Regions from separate parts of the Homo sapiens genome. Here region 2 is linked to region 1. Evidence: read pairs that join two places in POLR2A ChIA-PET (ENCODE). Cell type or tissue: B cell. All regions are shown on one strand. Links, peaks and the distances in the headings refer to the core of each region. The heading gives the core; the rest is flanking DNA.

Region 1 (4,397 bases), core at 226-4,225:
GCAGTATTTGATTTTGTCAGAAATTCTTATCTTAGATTTTTGAAATGATCTCATGATTTTTTTTTTTTTTTTTGAAACGGAGTCTAGCTCTGTCACCCAGGCTGGAGTGCAGTGGCGCCATCTGGGCTCACTGCAAGCTCCGCCTACCGGGTTCTCACCATTCTCCTGCCTCAGCCTTCTGAGTAGCTGGGACTACAGGCACCTGCCACCACACCTGGCTAATTTTTTGTATTTTTAGTAGAGACGGGGTTTCACTGTGTTAGCCAGGATGGTCTCGATCTCCTGACCTCATGATCCGCCCACCTTGGCCTCCCAAAATGCTGGGATTACAGGCGTGAGCCACTGCACCTGGCCCCACAGTACTTCTGACACCAGATGTGTGGGAATTTTTTCCCAACTGACCAATTCTCTCCACATACCAACTGGGTGGCTTGTGATTTGATTCAGTTCTGACACTGTCTACCTGATGTTACCATCAGAACCCACAAGTTAAAGGGCTCAGTCCTACAAGACTGCCCCCACTTGAAGCTAGTCACAAGTCCAGGTTTGTACTTCTGACCAACTGGCTATAAAGCAAACAAGGTATGCTTTCTCTGAGGTCACTACCTTCCCAGCACTTCAGTGTGTTCTGTTCACCAGCCCAGAAGCTCGGCTCATCACATCTCAATGTTCAAGAGTTTTGTTTTTTAAAAAAAACAGCCTTACTCTGTCACCCAGGCTGGAGTGGAGTGGTGCCACCATGGCTCACTGCAGCCTCAACCCCCAGGCTCAGATGATCCTCCCTACACTGCCTTCTGTTTTCTGAGTAGGTGGCTGGGACTACGGGCATGCACCACCATGACGGGGTAATTTTTTTTTTTTTTTAATTTTCAGTAGAGACAGGGTTTCACTATGTTTCCCAGGCTGGTCTTGAACTCCTGGGCTCAAGAGATCTTCCTGCCTCAGCCTCACAGACTGCTGGGATTACAGGCATGAGCCACCACACCCAGCCAAGACTTTTTATAGAGTCCAATCTCCAGCTCCCCCCACCACTTTATGGAGGTCAGTGGTTAGAACTAAAAGTTCCAACCGTCTAATACTTGGTTTTCCTGGTGACCACCAGCTGTATCCTGATGGTATCTAGGGGCCCCCACTTTAAGTCACCTTAGTAGCATAGACTCAGGTATGTGCATACAGAGTTCATTATGAATAACAAAAGATATTTATGAATTAGTGTTTGCTTATGCCAGAAATTTTCTTTTCCTTTTTTTTTTTTTTTTTTTTGAAACAGAGTCTTCACTCTGTCACCCAGACTAGAGTGCAGTGGTGTGATCTTGGCTTACTGTATCCTCCACCTCCCAGGTTCAAGTGATTCTTGTGCATCAGCCTCCTGAGTAGCTGGGATTACAGGTGTGCACCACCACACCCCGCTAATTTTTGTATTTTTAGTAAAGATGGGGTTTGGCATGTTAGCCAGGCTGGTCTCAAACTCTTGGCCTCAGGTGATCCACCTGCCTCTGCCTCCCAAAGTGCTAGGATTACAGGCATGAGCCACCGCACCCGGCCTTATGCCAGAAATTTACTGAGTTCATTAAGGTAACCTTGAATAGCCCTGGGGAGTTTAGACTTTGCGAATGAACAATGAGAATGTTTTTAACCATATGTTTGAACTTCCCTTTTTTTTTAAATTCTCATTTTTATTGTCATGTTAGCTTTTTTAAAAAATGCAGTTAGCATGGATTACTTAGAAGAAAGTCTGTTAAAAATAAGTAAAAACAGAAGGTGATTGGCATTTAAATGTAACAAAAAGCTAGCTGTCATTGTGTGGAATGAATTTCTGTTAAACACGTTAGAAATTTCATTGACACTTGCCTTATTTATTGTTGTATCCTCTATTGCTCCTCTTCTTCCCAAATTAAAGATGAGGCTGCTCTGAAGATTCAGTAATTAGGATGGACAGTCAGCTACTAATTTTCTTAGATATTCTATCTAGGCAAAACAGCATTTTAATAAAATATCTTTATTTCTTACAGATTCCTGACATTCAGACAACTGACTTGTAACTGACTTATAACTGACTTGTAATACACTGCTACTATATCAAACCGACAATGAATTGGAATGAAAAACCAAAGAGTGCTACATTACCACCACTGTATCCTAAAAGCCAGCCACCTTTTTTGCACCAGTCTTTAATAAACCAAATTACCACAACATCTCAGAGTTCTTTCAGCTATCCTGGAAGTAACCAAGAAGCATGCATGTATCCCGGTAATTCAAATCCAATTTCACAGCCACTGCTGAATATCCAAAATTATCCTCAACAAATTTCTGTTTCTGATATGCATAATGGGACAGTTGTGGCCTCACACACTTCAGTAGAAAGAATAACATATGCAAATGTTAATGGACCCAAACAACTAACTCACAATTTGCAGATGTCTTCAGGAGTTACCCAAAACGTATGGTTGAACTCACCAATGAGGAATCCTGTGCATTCTCATATAGGGGCAACTGTATCTCATCAAACTGATTTTGGAGCTAACGTACCCAATATGCCGGCACTACAGAGTCAACTGATAACATCAGATACCTATTCTATGCAAATGCAGATGATCCCTTCTAATTCTACACGACTTCCTGTAGCTTACCAAGGAAATCAGGGACTTAACCAGTCTTTTTCAGAGCAACAGGTTGATTGGACACAACAGTGTATATCTAAGGGACTGACTTACCCAGATTACAGACCACCTCCAAAGCTATACCGTTACTCACCACAAAGCTTTTTACCAGATTCTACCATTCAAAAACAAAACTTTATACCACATACATCATTGCAAGTTAAAAATAGTCAGCTTCTAAATTCTGTATTAACTTTACCATCAAGGCAGACCTCAGCTGTACCATCACAGCAGTATGCCACGCAAACTGACAAAAGACCTCCTCCTCCTCCTTACAACTGTAGATATGGAAGCCAGCCTTTGCAAAGTACTCAGCATATTACTAAACACTTGTCTATGGAAGTTCCTCAGAGTCGAGAAATGCTGTCATCTGAAATAAGGACCAGCTTTCAACAGCAGTGGCAAAACCCTAATGAAAATGTCAGCACAATTGGAAATTTCACTAACTTGAAAGTAAATACCAACAGCAAACAGCCTTTTAACAGTCCCATTAGATCTTCTGTGGATGGTGTTCAGACTCTTGCTCAAACTAATGAAGAGAAAATAATGGATTCTTGCAATCCAACTTCAAATCAAGTACTGGACACAAGTGTTGCAAAAGAAAAGCTAGTAAGGGATATTAAAACATTAGTAGAGATAAAACAGAAGTTTTCAGAACTTGCAAGGAAAATTAAAATCAATAAAGATCTTTTGATGGCAGCAGGTTGTATTAAAATGACTAATACTTCTTATAGTGAACCAGCTCAGAATTCTAAATTGTCTCTAAAACAAACTGCCAAAATCCAGTCTGGACCCCAGATAACTCCAGTAATGCCAGAGAATGCAGAGAGACAAACACCAACAGTAGTGGAATCTGCAGAAACAAATAAGACTCAATGTATGTTGAATTCTGACATTCAGGAAGTCAATTGCAGAAGGTTTAACCAAGTTGATTCTGTTTTACCAAATCCTGTCTATTCTGAAAAGCGGCCAATGCCAGACTCATCTCATGATGTGAAAGTTCTCACTTCAAAGACATCAGCTGTTGAGATGACCCAGGCAGTATTGAATACTCAGCTTTCATCAGAAAATGTTACCAAAGTTGAGCAAAATTCACCAGCAGTTTGTGAAACAATTTCTGTTCCCAAGTCCATGTCCACTGAGGAATATAAATCAAAAATTCAAAATGAAAATATGCTACTTCTCGCTTTGCTTTCACAGGCACGTAAGACTCAGAAGACAGTATTAAAAGATGCTAATCAAACTATTCAGGATTCTAAACCAGACAGTTGTGAAATGAATCCAAATACCCAAATGACTGGTAACCAACTGAATTTGAAGAACATGGAAACTCCAAGTACTTCTAATGTAAGTGGCAGGGTTTTGGACAACTCCTTTTGCAGTGGACAAGAATCCTCAACAAAAGGAATGCCTGCTAAAAGTGACAGTAGCTGTTCCATGGAAGTGCTAGCAACCTGTCTTTCCCTGTGGAAAAAGCAACCTTCAGATACTGCAAAAGAAAAGGAGTGTGATAAACTCAGAACAAACACAACAGCAGTTGGAATTTCAAAGCCTGCTAACATCCACGTTAAGAGTCCTTGTTCAGTTGTGGGAAATTCAAATTCTCAGAATAAAATAAGTAATCCCTCACAGCAGACAGCTTTGTCGATGGTAATGCACAATTATGAGTCTTCAGGTATAAATATAACAAAGGGAACAGAACTTCAGATAGCTGTAGTGTCACCGTTAGTTCTGTCA
Region 2 (4,397 bases), core at 290-4,289, 110 kb before region 1:
TAATACGTTAAGTAAAATCTTTAGCATTTGAGAAGATACAACTATAAATATAGCTATGATTCAGTAATTATGGGTTTCTTACATCACTGCCCATTAGTCCCCTCCAGCCACCAGACCAGACTGATTATTTATGGTTTTGCTTGCTTTGCTTTTGTTTTCTAGGTGGCTATCTCTTAGGAACCCCAGTAGTTTGGACACACACACACACACACACACACACACACAGGCAAGGTCACAGTCAGATCCCTGGCACGTTAATTTGGCCATTTGCCCAGGAGCAGCTGGTAGCAATCCTTGTGTTCCAGCACTTAAATTTCTCCTCTCAGGTTAGGATCTCTGAGAATATAGGAAAGAAAAAAAAAAAGGAGTTTCTCCTAGTCTCTCACTAACAATCAACGTAGAAGACTCCTGTGACCTCTGATCACCAAAATGTGTAGGGGTTTCTTCTCACCAGCAACTAATCAATCAATCCTGACCAGTTGGGTGTCTTCTAAATCAGCTCAGTTCTGACACTATCCACCTGGAGATAGCATCAGATTCCACAGGTTGAGGACTCAATTCCCGAGACTGCCCTGTTTTCCATTCAGATGCCAATTGCAAGCTCCAGGTTGTTTTACCTGTGCTTCTGACTGACCAAGCTATACATCGGGTTTCCCAAAAACCCCTCCTTGGGTTTGATGGATTTGCTACAGCAGCTCACAGAACTCAGAAAAACACTTAACTAACCTTTACTGGTTTATTATAAAGGATATTACGAAGAATAATGATGAACACCAGATGAAGAGATGCATAGGGCATGGGGTGAGGGAAGGGGCATGGAGCTTCCAGGCCCTCTCTGAATACACCACCCTCCAAGAATCTCCATGTGTTCAGTCATCCGAAAAACCTCTGAACACTGATTTTTGGGGTTTTTATGGAGTCTTTGTTACATAAGCATGATTGATTAAACCATTGGCTACTGGTGATCAACTTAACCTTCAGCCCCTGTCCCCTCCCAGGAGGTTGAGGAGTAGGGCTAAAAGTTCGAACCAGCAAATCCTACCTTAGTCTTTCAGGTGACCAGCCCCCATCCTGAAGCCTAGAGGCTGCCAGCCGTAAGTCAATTTATTAGCATACAAAAAGACATTTCTCACTTTGCAGATTTCACAGATTGTAGGAGTTCTTATGCCAGGAAACAGGACAAAGGCCAAATATATATTTCATAATATCACAGTCTCTAATTTCATTGTTCAGCTTCTCCTTCCCATAAGACTGTCAAGCCTCTCCAGAACACAGACTGTGCAGTATTGACCATTCCTTCTACTGTCCCATTTCTTAGCCCTGTCTTAGATACTCCTATCTCTGGGAGAATTTTGCTTGCATACCAGTATGTCTGTTGAAGAGAGCTCTTAATGCTAGGTCTTTTATTTTATTTATTATTTTTTTTTGAGAGGGAGTCTTGATCTGTCGCCCAGGCTGGAGTCCAGTGGCGCAATGTCAGCTCACTTCAAGCTCCGCCTCCCGGGTTCTTGCCATTCTCCTGCCTCAGCCTCCTGAGTAGCTGGGACTACAGGTGCCCGCCACCACACCTGGCTAATTTTTTGTATTTTTAGTAGAGACGGGGTTTCACCGTGTTAGCCAGGATGGTCTCGATCTCCTGACCTCGTGATCCGCCCGCCTCGGCCTCCCAAAGTGCTGGGATTACAGGTGTGAGCCACTGCGCCTGGCCTATTTTATTTTTATTTATTTATTTTTTTGAGACGGAGTCTCGCTCTGTTGCCCAGGCTGGAGGGCAGTGGCGTGATCTCGGCTCACTGCAAGCTCTGCCTTCTGGGTTCACGCCATTCTCTTGCCTCAGCCTCCCAAGTAACTGGGACTACAGGCACCCACCACCACACCCCGCTAATTTTTTTGTGTGTTTTTAGTAGAGACGGGGTTTCACTGTGTTGGCCAGGAAGGTCTCGATCTCCTGACCTCGTGATCTGCCCGCCTCCGCCTCCCAAAGTGCTGGGATTACAGGCGTGAGCCACCGCGCCTGGCCATTTTTTTTTTTTTTTTTTTTGAGACAAAGTCTCATTGTGTTGCCCAGGCTGGAGTGCAGTGGTGCGATCTCGGCTCACTGCAACCTCCTCCTCCCGGGATCAAGTGGTTCTGCCTCAGCCTCCCGAGTAACTGGAATTATAGGCATGCACTACCACACCCAGATAACTTTTGTATTTTTAGTAGAGACAGGGTTTCACCATGTTGGCCAGGCTGGTCTCAAACTTCTGACCTCAAGTGATCCTCCCGCCTCGGCCTCCCAAAGTGCTGGGATTACAGGTGTGAGCCACCAGGCCCGACCAATGCTAGGTCTTTGCAGTGGGTCTCATATCATTCCACGTACACTGAGGCGCACTTGTTGCCAGAGACCAAAAACTTTACTGAGCACCCTTTCACCCCCAGCGCCCACTTGGCTGGGTCTATTTCCAATTCTTTTAGTCTCTGGGGCTGATGAAATGAAGATGGGAGGGTAGGGCAAGAGAAACAAGAAGAGCTAGCCAAGAAGATAGAAAATAATGATTTTCAGCTCACTGCCACCTCCACTTCCCGGGTTCCCGCGATCCTCCCACCACAGTGAAGTGGTGTCATTTGCCTGGGAAAATACCCAAGGTTCATTGTCTCATACCAAGGAAATCGAAGACACGGACACACAAGAGATGAGTAAGAGCAGAGGCTTAATAGGCAAAAGAAAGAGAAAAGAGAATAGCTCCCTCTCCTGCAGAGAGAGGGGTGCCCGAGTGGGTCTTCCAGTTCCATGGTGAGGTGCACGGGTTTTATAGACTGGCTTGAGGAGGCAGTGTCTGATTTACATAGGGCCCAAAGATTGGTTAGACCAGGTGTGACGTTTACATAGCTCACGAAGAAGCTGGCCACCCCACCTTAATCTTTTATTATGCAAATGGGTTTTCTACCTGGCCAGAGCCATGTTGCCTGTTCCTTACTGGACATGTGGTTGACAAAGAAAAGGGAAGATGGAGCTGCCATGTTGAACATGCCTAGCCCCCAGGTAACCTTTTCCTATTGTCACAGCTGCCGGCATTCACCCATGCAAGGTTCCAGCTTGCTTATCTATGTCTGCAGCTCAATTTTACAGGCTGACTTTTTCAAAAAGAAATGACTTGGGGACTGCTTTTCATTAAAAGGAAAACCTTACTGAGGACTTTCTTACCCTCACTATCTGCCTAAATCATTTCTTTTTAACTCCTATATCAATAGCCTCCCAAGTAGCTGGGACTATACGTGTGCGCCACGACACTCAGCTAATATTTGTATTTTTTGTAGAGACAGGGCTTCACCATGTTGCACAGGCTGGTCTTGGAACTCCTGAGCTCAAAGTGATCTGCCTGCCTTGGCCTTTGAAAGTGGTGGGATTACAGGCATGAGACACCATGCCTGGCCTTCAAAAAGTTAATCTAAAAATATATATACATATATCCCAGAAGGAGAAGCAGAAGGGTCAGATAGGTGAGAACCAGGGCTTTGAATATCAGAAAAACCAGGAAGAGATAATATGTCAAGTATGGAGTGATCAATACTCTCAAATGCCGTAAGAGGATTTGTGAGCAATTGAGAAAGCCATGGGATTTGTTCATTAGAATGCCACTGTGAGGCTCAACTGATGAATCTCAGTAGGGTGGTGAATGTAAAGGCTAGACTATGGGAGGTTATGGGGCTGGGAGGTTGAGAGAAGGAAAATCATATTTTATACTGTTCCTGAGACATTTAATGAAGGAAAAAAAGGAAACAAAAAAGCAACTTAAAGGTTAAGTCCCACAAATGAATTCTTCAAGTGAACTGAAGAGTAGCAAAACATGCCACTCCAAACATGCCACTTTGGCATATTGATTATTTTGAGATAAAGACAGTGAAAGGAAGGGAAATGGGATACTTCCCTGATTCCCCTTGCAGGACGTGCAACAGAAGTGTAGCTCACCTGTTCAGTTGCCTCACTGCTTAATCCCCTTGTGAGACAGAGAGCATGCAGACAGGCAGGTGCAGAGGCTGGGGTGAGCGCTCTGGGGTCTGGCCCGGCTGTAGTGTCTAGGAGTGGATGCCTGCAGCCCCAGCGTTACAAAGCTTTCAGCTTGGCCGCCCGAAGACAGCTTGAATGTTAACCAGCTTAATGGACCTTTTGCCTTTTCACAAGGGCAGAGGGCCAACATGATAGCTTGCTGTATCCCGAGCTCTTGTTCAGCGTCCTGGAAAAATCAGGTCACACACGGACTCAAAGGATGAATGCGAGGTTTTATTGAGTGGTGGAGGTGGCTTTCAGAGGGATGGATGGAGAGCCAGACGGTGGGTGGATGGAATGGGAAGGTGATCTTCCCCTGGAGTCAGGCCGCCCAGCGGCTGGACTCCTTTCCTACCGCCCCCAGCTG

The links. ChIA-PET counts read pairs that join two places held together with the same protein. Peaks named below come from ENCODE experiments on the same cell type or tissue, not always from the same donor. Only the 100,000 strongest peaks of a DNase experiment are listed, where the experiment ranks them.
Region 2: POLR2A ChIA-PET joins it to region 1 with 7 read pairs; 8 of 35 experiments call an interaction of 5 or more read pairs at or near these places.

What each region holds. Positions count from the first base shown.
Region 1 is chr12:31,978,866-31,983,262 of GRCh38, forward strand. RESF1 (retroelement silencing factor 1) reads left to right here. Exons shown (of 6, transcript NM_018169.4): 4 at 2,013-4,397. The coding sequence starts at 2,091. Among named protein-coding and RNA genes, the nearest start is that of RESF1, 22 kb to the left of the region's middle. In B cell, for the core only: no CTCF peak of the experiment used is centred there; no DNase peak of the experiment used is centred there; H3K4me3 peaks cover 243 bases; H3K27ac peaks cover 1,787 bases.
Region 2 is chr12:31,868,952-31,873,348 of GRCh38, forward strand. No RefSeq gene overlaps it. Among named protein-coding and RNA genes, the nearest start is that of LINC02422, 16 kb to the right of the region's middle. In B cell, for the core only: no CTCF peak of the experiment used is centred there; no DNase peak of the experiment used is centred there; H3K27ac peaks cover 2,223 bases.